Regions from separate parts of the Homo sapiens genome. Here region 1 is linked to region 2. The links are chromatin contacts, found by Hi-C or POLR2A ChIA-PET in ENCODE. All regions are on one chromosome and are shown on one strand. Each heading gives the region's core, a stretch centred on a gene start or an enhancer-like site at or near the end of the contact. The rest is flanking DNA. Distances are from core to core; before and after follow the strand shown. Region 1 overlaps CCDC15 (coiled-coil domain containing 15). Region 2 holds the start of HEPN1 (hepatocellular carcinoma, down-regulated 1).

Evidence for each region. A loop is a pair of places that touch in the nucleus more often than their neighbours do. ChIA-PET counts read pairs that join two places held with the same protein, here RNA polymerase II (POLR2A). Pooled maps may share reads with other maps.
Region 1: a loop to region 2 is called in a map of Panc1, with 2.8 times the contacts of the local background. The contact joins the enhancer-like site here to the promoter of HEPN1 in region 2. A Hi-C loop is called at or near these places in 1 of 168 maps with a recorded cell type or tissue (Panc1), 5 of 37 single-sample maps with no recorded cell type and 10 of 50 pooled maps. POLR2A ChIA-PET finds 5 or more read pairs at or near these places in 2 of 52 experiments (OCI-LY7 and WTC11).

The regions. Positions count from the first base shown.
Region 1 is chr11:125,034,791-125,038,340 of GRCh38, forward strand. The region is part of intron 13 of CCDC15 (coiled-coil domain containing 15); the gene reads left to right. Among named protein-coding and RNA genes, the nearest start is that of SLC37A2, 27 kb to the right of the region's middle. Within about 2 kb of position 2,226, at least 3 of the 41 ENCODE cell types and tissues checked have a DNase peak (open chromatin) inside an H3K27ac peak, as active enhancers do.
Region 2 is chr11:124,916,790-124,920,517 of GRCh38, forward strand. It overlaps HEPN1 (hepatocellular carcinoma, down-regulated 1), which reads left to right and starts at 2,461. Exons shown (of 1, transcript NM_001037558.4): 1 at 2,461-3,728. The coding sequence starts at 2,962. The coding sequence ends at 3,228. It overlaps HEPACAM (hepatic and glial cell adhesion molecule), which reads right to left. Exons shown (of 7, transcript NM_152722.5): 7 at 2,416-3,728. The region is part of intron 1 of LOC107984406 (a long non-coding RNA gene); the gene reads left to right.

The DNA.
Region 1 (3,550 bases), core at 976-3,475, 120 kb after region 2:
TTAGCAGCCAACTCCAGAAACCCCAAAACCAACAAAAGAACTCCATCCTTAATATTTGTTGGTACCAAAATCTGTATTACTCAGGATTCTCTAGAAAGACAGAACTATATATATGCATAGTTATATATATATAAACTCTCATATATATATGGGAGTTTATTAAGGAGTATTAATTCACACAATCACAAGGTCCCAAAATAGGCCATTTGCAAGCTGAGGAGCAAGGAAGCCAGTCTGAGTCCCAAAGCTGAAGAACTTGGAGTCTGATGTTGGAGGGCAGGAAGCATCCAGCATGGGAGAAAGATGTAGGCTGGGAGGCTAAGCCAGTCTAGTCTATTCACGTTCTTCTGCCTGGTTTTTATTCTGGCCACGCTGGCAGTTGATAAGATTGTGCCCACTCAGATTAAGGGTGGGTCTGCCTTTTCCAGTCCACTGGCTCAAATGTTAATCTCTTTTGGCCACACCCTCACAGAAACAGTCAGGAATAATACTTTACATCCTTCAATTCAATCAAGTTGACAGTATTAACCATCACAATGACCTTCTTTGTCTTTTTTTATAGTTTTTGTCTTGAAATCTATTTTGTCTGATATTAGTATAGCTACTCCTGCTCTTTTTTGGTTTCTATTTGCATGGAATATTTTTTCCATCTCTTTATTTTCAGCCTATATGTGTCTTTGTAGATGAAGTATGTTTCTTGCAGGCAAGGAATTGTTGGATCTTATTTTGTAACCTATTCAGCCACTCAACATCTTTTGTTTGGAGAGTTTAGTTTATTTACATTCAATGTTATCATTGTTAAGTAAGGACTTACTTCTGCCATTTTGTTACTTTTTTTTCTGGTTGTTTCATGGTCTTCTTTCTTCTTCTTTCCTGTCTTTTAGTGAAGGTGATTTTCTCTGATGACATGTTTTAATTTATTGCTTTTTATATTTTGTGTTATCTGTTGTATGTTTCCAAATATGAAGTTACGATGAGGCTTGCAAATAATATCTTATAACCTGTTGTTTTAAACTGATGACAACTTAACAGTGATTACATAAACAAACTAACAAGTAAAGAGAAAACTAATAAAAACTCTACACTTTAACATCATGCCCCTACTTTTAACTTTTTATTGTTTCTACTTATATTTTATTGTACTATGTCTTGAAAAGTTGTAATTATTATTTTTGATCAGTTCATCTTTTAGTCTTCCCACTCAAGATATGAGTAGCTTACACACCACAATTACAGTGTTTTGATATTCTGTCTTTTTGTGTACTTACTATTACTAGTGAGTTTTGTGCCTTCGGATAATTTCTTATTTTTTATTAAGGTGCTTTTCTTTCAGATTAAAGAACTCCCTTTAGCTTTCTCATAGGATAGGTCTGGTGTTGATGAAATCTCTCAGCTTTTGTTTGTCTGGGAAAGTCTTGAATTCTCCTTCATGTTTGAATAATATTTTCACCAGACATACTATTCTGCAATAAAAGTTCTTTTTCCTTTGGCACTTTCAATATATTATGTCACTCTTTCCTGGCCTGCAAGGCTTCCACTGAGAAGTCTGCTGCTAGGCATATTGAAGCTCCACTATATGTTATTTGTTTCTTTTCCTACTTTTAGAATCCTTTCTTTATTATTGACCTTTGGGAGTTTGATTATTGAATGTCTTGAGTTAATGTTATTTGGGTCAAATCTGCTCAGTAACCTTCTTGCACTTGAATATTGATATCTTTCTCTAGGTTTGGGAAGTTTTCTGTTATTATCCCTTTGAATAAACTTTCTACCCTCATCTTTCGATTTCCTCCTCAAGGCCCAAAACTCTTAGATTTGCCCTTTTGAAGTTACTTTCTAGGTATCATAGGCATACTTTCATTCTCTTCTATTCTTCTTCCTTTTGTCTCCTATAACTGTGTATTTTCAAATAGCCTGTCTTCAAGCTCACTAATTCTTTCTTCTGCTTGATTAATTCCACTATTAACAGACTGTGATGCATTCTTTAGTATTTCAGTTGCAGTTTTTAACTCCAGAATTTCTACTTGATTCTTTTAAATTATTTCAATCTCTTTATTAAATTTATCTGATAGGATTCTGAATTCCTCTCTGTGTTCTCTTGAATTTCTTTGAGTTTCCTCAAAACAGCCATTTTGAATTATCTGTCTGAAAGGTCACACATCTGTGTCTCTCTGGGATTAGTCACTGGTGACTTATTTAGTTCTTTTGGTGAGGTCATATTTCCTGAGTAGTCTTGATGCTTGTGGATGTTCACTGGAGTCTGGGCTTTTTTTCTGCCTCTTTGTGTGCTTAGTAATCTTTGGTTAGATGCCCAACGTTATGAGTTTTACCATGTTAGTTGCTGGATGTCTTTACATTATTGAACCTGGTTTTGGTATACAGTCAAGTTCATTTGATGACTTGCTTTTATAACTTGTTAGGTGGGTCTGGTGCAGTACTCAGTCTGGGACTAGTGTTTATTCCCTACTGCTCAGATAAGATCATTCTGAATACTCTACCTAATGTTCTGTGAAATACAAGTTTTTCAAGTTTGATTGGTGGAAATAAGGACAAATTATTCCTGGAGCTAGGTGGACTCTAGTCACTGTTCTCTTTTATTTTGGATTGTTCTCTTCCTAGCCTCAGGTTATTTCATTGCATACATGCACCAATCAGTGCTCTGCTGTGTACCAGGAGACTCTCTGTTCATTTCTGGGGTGCTGTCTCTGGGCAGCTTTCTTCTCTCTGGTACTTTGTCCTGTGAACTCTAACTGCCTTTGTCTCTCTGCACTCTTAACTCCATCTCTTCAATTCTTAGAGCCCATCAGGCTTCACTTCAATTTCCCTGCCCTGTGCCACTGCCTGGAACCTTCCAAGGCAGTAATCTCTAGCAGTTATAGGGTTTACTTCACTTGTTTCCCATCTGTCAAGGAGCAGTGTTGTTTGTTACCTGGTGTCCAATGTCTTGAAAACCATCATTTCTTGTATTTGTTTGATTTGTGTACTTTTTAAAACTTTTTAAATTTTTTTGGTGGTTTAAGGTTGGAGGGCAAATGCGGTCCCTGTTACTCTGTTTTGGTCAGAAGCAGAATCCCTGTTTACTTGTAGTTTCAATCTGAAAAGACTGTTTTGCTACATTCTTACAGAAAAACTGTTTTTTTTTTTTTTGAGATATGGGGTCTGGCTCTGTTGCCCAGGCTGGAGTGCAGTGGTGCAATTTCAGCTCACTGCAACCTCTGCCTCCTGAGTTCAAGTGATCCTCTGGCCTCAGCCTCCTGAGTAGCTGGGATTACAGGCCCGTGCCACCACTGCCTGGCTAATTTTTGTATTTTTAGTAGAGATGGGTTTTCACCATGTTGGCCAGGCTGATCTGAAACTCCTGGCCTCATATGATCCATCTGCTTCGGCCTCTCAGAGTGCTGGGATTACAGGCATGAGCCACCGCACCTAGCCAGGAAGAACTCTTTTAATAGTAGCCATTGCTCATTTCTCTTTGGGAGGAGATAAAGCAGCCAGCAGAAATTTTTGAGGATATTCTTGGGATATTAAACTGATTTCCTGACTCCTTAGTTTC
Region 2 (3,728 bases), core at 1,211-3,710:
GAAGGAGCCCCTTCCCATAGCCACCACAGCTGGAAAGGTGCTTGGTGACATCTGAAGCCAACATGTCTCTTAGTCTCACCCAAGGCCAATGGCAAGTACTGCTTGGGTTCTATTGCAAATTATTGAGGGCCCTTGGGCTCTAGAGAGAGCAGGTGATGAATGCTGCCAGGACTGGGTCATTCCCTTCAAACCAATGGGTTCCCTTCTGGCCCAGGGTGTCTAGAAATGTTGTCTGGGAGCTAGGGCCTGAAATGGGGGACTCAGGACTCTGTCTTATGCCCTATCCTACTGTGGCTGAGCTTGTCTTATGCCCTGTCCTACTGTGGCTGAGCTGATATCCAAGTTGCAATACACAGTCCTGTTTACTCTTCCTGCTCCTCTCCTCCAACCACAGAAAGGAGTCTTTTTCAAAGCTGCAAGCTGTGATGCCTGGTGTTGGCAGAGGGATGATGCAAGCACTCCCTTGGCTGCACCAGCTGGTGTCTCACTAGATCATATGCTCAAGTCCACTGGCTTCAAGCCCAGCACAGCATCAGGAATCCCCCCTAGAATTGCAGTCCTTGTGTCCTAGACAGACTTTTAAAAGTTTATTTAGGACCCCAGAGCACTTTAACCCATGGTCGTGAGTCTTTTTGGAATTCAGGTTCCAACCACTGGGATGTGTAATTCCTCTCTGGCGAGGGCTGGTCTAAATGCTCCTTCTGTGGGTGCTGGCTGAGTTCTGCCTGGTGTTGTTTCTCCCTGTGACAGGGCAGCACTGCGTTCCAATGCAAAGCCCCACAATGACTGCACTCTCCCTCCCGCAAGTGCAGAGATTCTCTCTCTGTTCCATGCGGCAGCTGCCGGGTGATGAGGGAGGGGTGGTGTCAGCAATTCAAGACTGTCTTTCTTACCTTCTTCAGTGCCTCTTTCAGTGATATGAAGTTAAAACCAGGTATTGTGATCACTCATTGGATGTTTGGTTGTTATGAGGGTGCTTTTTTTGTGTGGACAGTTGTTCAATCTGGTGTTTTTGCAGGAAGACAATCAGTGAAGGCTTCTATTCAGCCATCTTGCTTCACCTCCCTTGGTAATCTCATATTTAATGAGTGCTAAGTACTTTGAGCTCACTGTGCTTTTAAATTTTGTTTTACTTCTGACTGCTTAAAAATTTCCCCCATCTCTGGCAGGGAAGTGGCTCATGCCTGTAATCCCAGCACTTTGGGAGGCCAAGGTGGGCGGATCATGAGGTCAGGAGTTTGAGATCAGCCTGGCCAACATAGTGAAACCCTGTCTCTACCAAAAATACAAAAATTAGCTGGACATGGTGGCACGTGCTTGTAGTCCCAGCTACTCGGGAGGCTGAGGCAGGAGAATCACTTGAACCCAGGAGGCAGAGGTTGTAGTGAGCCTAGACTGCGCCATTGCACTCCAGCCTGGGTGACAAGAATGAGACTCTGTCTGAAAAAAAAAAAAAAATTCCCCCATCTCTTGAAGCCAGCAATGCAAAACAAATATCATTTAAGCAAGACCTAGTTGTTTTGAAACAGGAAGACCTCTCAAACATCTAGTCTCAAGTATTTAGCAGAGAAGTTCCACATATCACTTTTTACCTGTTGCAATCTGGCTTTAACCCCTACTACATGTCTGAAACTACTTATGCCAAGTCACTCAATGTTTTCATTGTTGCCAAATTTAACATGCACTTTTAACTTCATTTCATATGTGAGCCCCCTGCCCTTGTAGTCCCGAATGCTCCCTTTTTCTTGAAACTCTCTTGTTCTTTTGATTGTGTGATATAGTTATCTCCTATATATTCTCCTATCTTGCTGGCTGTGCCTTTTAAGCCTTCTTGGTGAAGTCCTTTTAAATTTTCTACACATACTGATGCCTCAGAAATCTATCTGCAGCTTTCTTCACCTTCTACTTTGTATACTTTCCTGAAATAATTTCATCAACTGCTAGGCTCAGTACCCTGAATTCCCCCCCATCGTGTCTTGCACTTCCAAGCTTTTATACATGCTTCTCCCTCTGCTTGGAGTGTGTCCTCTCATACTTTTAAAAACCAGATTAACTAACAAGTCTTTCTAAGAAAGACTCAACTCAGGTCTGTTCTCCTCCAAGATGCCTTTGCTGACATCTAATCTACATGCTCCCAGAGCACCTTGTATCTACTTCTGCCATTGCATTTTACACACTATATTGTAATCTGTTTACTGATCTGTCTTCCTGACATAGTTATGCTGTATCAGCAGTGTCTAGCACAGGGCCTAGTCCATGGTAGGTAAACAAATGTTTGTCGAATAAATAAAAGAACACCTGAATAAGTAAATGAATGAACGGGTAAGTGATTTTGGAACGGACAATTTGGGGTTTGGAAAGAGGGTAAAGGAGGTGAAAGGAGAAGAAGAGAAATGACTGGTATATTTAAGCAGCTTGTTTTGTTACCCTTGTTTATGTGGAATAAAGTTGTCATTTCATTTCATCAAAAGTTTATTGAGCATCCAGTATGTGCTAGGCACTCTGCTGGATGCTAGTAATACAAAGATGAAGATGAAAACAACACAAAAACAAACCCCACTTCCTTACTTACCCCTCCCCACCCCCAATTTAAGGCAGATTTGGCTTAAGCCTGGCAAGCTGGCCCCTCAGGGATTCAGCACCAGGGTATGGCATGTTCTCATCTCACCCTAACCTTCACCTGTGCATCTCAAGGCTGACCAGCAGGTACTCCTTATCCAAGTCCTGCTGCCTCTTCCACCTTCTTGAGAAACTTTTCCCCTACATGCATTATCTCATTATGGATGAGGCACCTGGGAAGTTTAGGGGAGCTGCGAAGGCACACCTGCTCAAATGAGCCTGGGGAAGTGCCGAGGGACAGGGAGCTGAGACAGGCATGCTGTGGGGTTCAGGGCAGAGGGGGCAAACTAGAAATGTCAGTGCCTTTGGGGCTGAGACAAAACTTGACCTGGTGTGGAGGTGATGGGTAACTGGGGCCTTGGAATTGCTCCATGGGTTGATGGCGAATCAGAGCTGGAGTTTAGGAGACTAGGGATGCAAGGACCCTTGGAGGCATTAAGGAGGAGGGAATGGAATACACAGAGGGCCTCCTTCTCTTTCAGCTTTTTAATTGCCCTCTCTCCTCACACAGTAGATTACTGCCACTCCTATGAACTGTTCAATAGGCGGTGGCATGGGCATGTCCTGGCTACACAGCGGCCCAGCCTCTTTATTTTGATGTTAGTGTGATTAGGGAGTCTGCCCTTTTTCTGTGCCCTGGGACCTGAGCATGTGGGAGCAGGGCAGATGGGTGGCAGGAGGCCAGGGGTTGGATCATGTTCCCCCCAAATGCTGGGAAGCAATAAGCCTCCTCCTCCCCCCACCATTTCTCTGGAGATTAGGACTTATTCTCACAGCTGGAGGAAGCTCAACAACTTTCCTGAGGACAATGATTGTTTGAAAGGCTTGTTTTGTAAGGAAGCCAGGAGGAATATATGAGTTTGATGAGCTAAAACAGTTCCTCATTTGGTCTAGTTTTCGGGCCAGGGGAGTAAGTGAAATTCACTTCTCTATAAGAATAAGCCCATCCATCTCTTTTATTCATGAACAGAGACAGAAAGAGTGCTTGGCATGGCATGCCTCCGAGGGAGGCTGTGGGAGGAGGCCAAGCTGGCAGGCTCGGGTTCTTTGCCCTTGCTAGCGCCCAGGTCAGAGGGAAAAGGAATGTACTCGTACCCTTCCCTCACCAC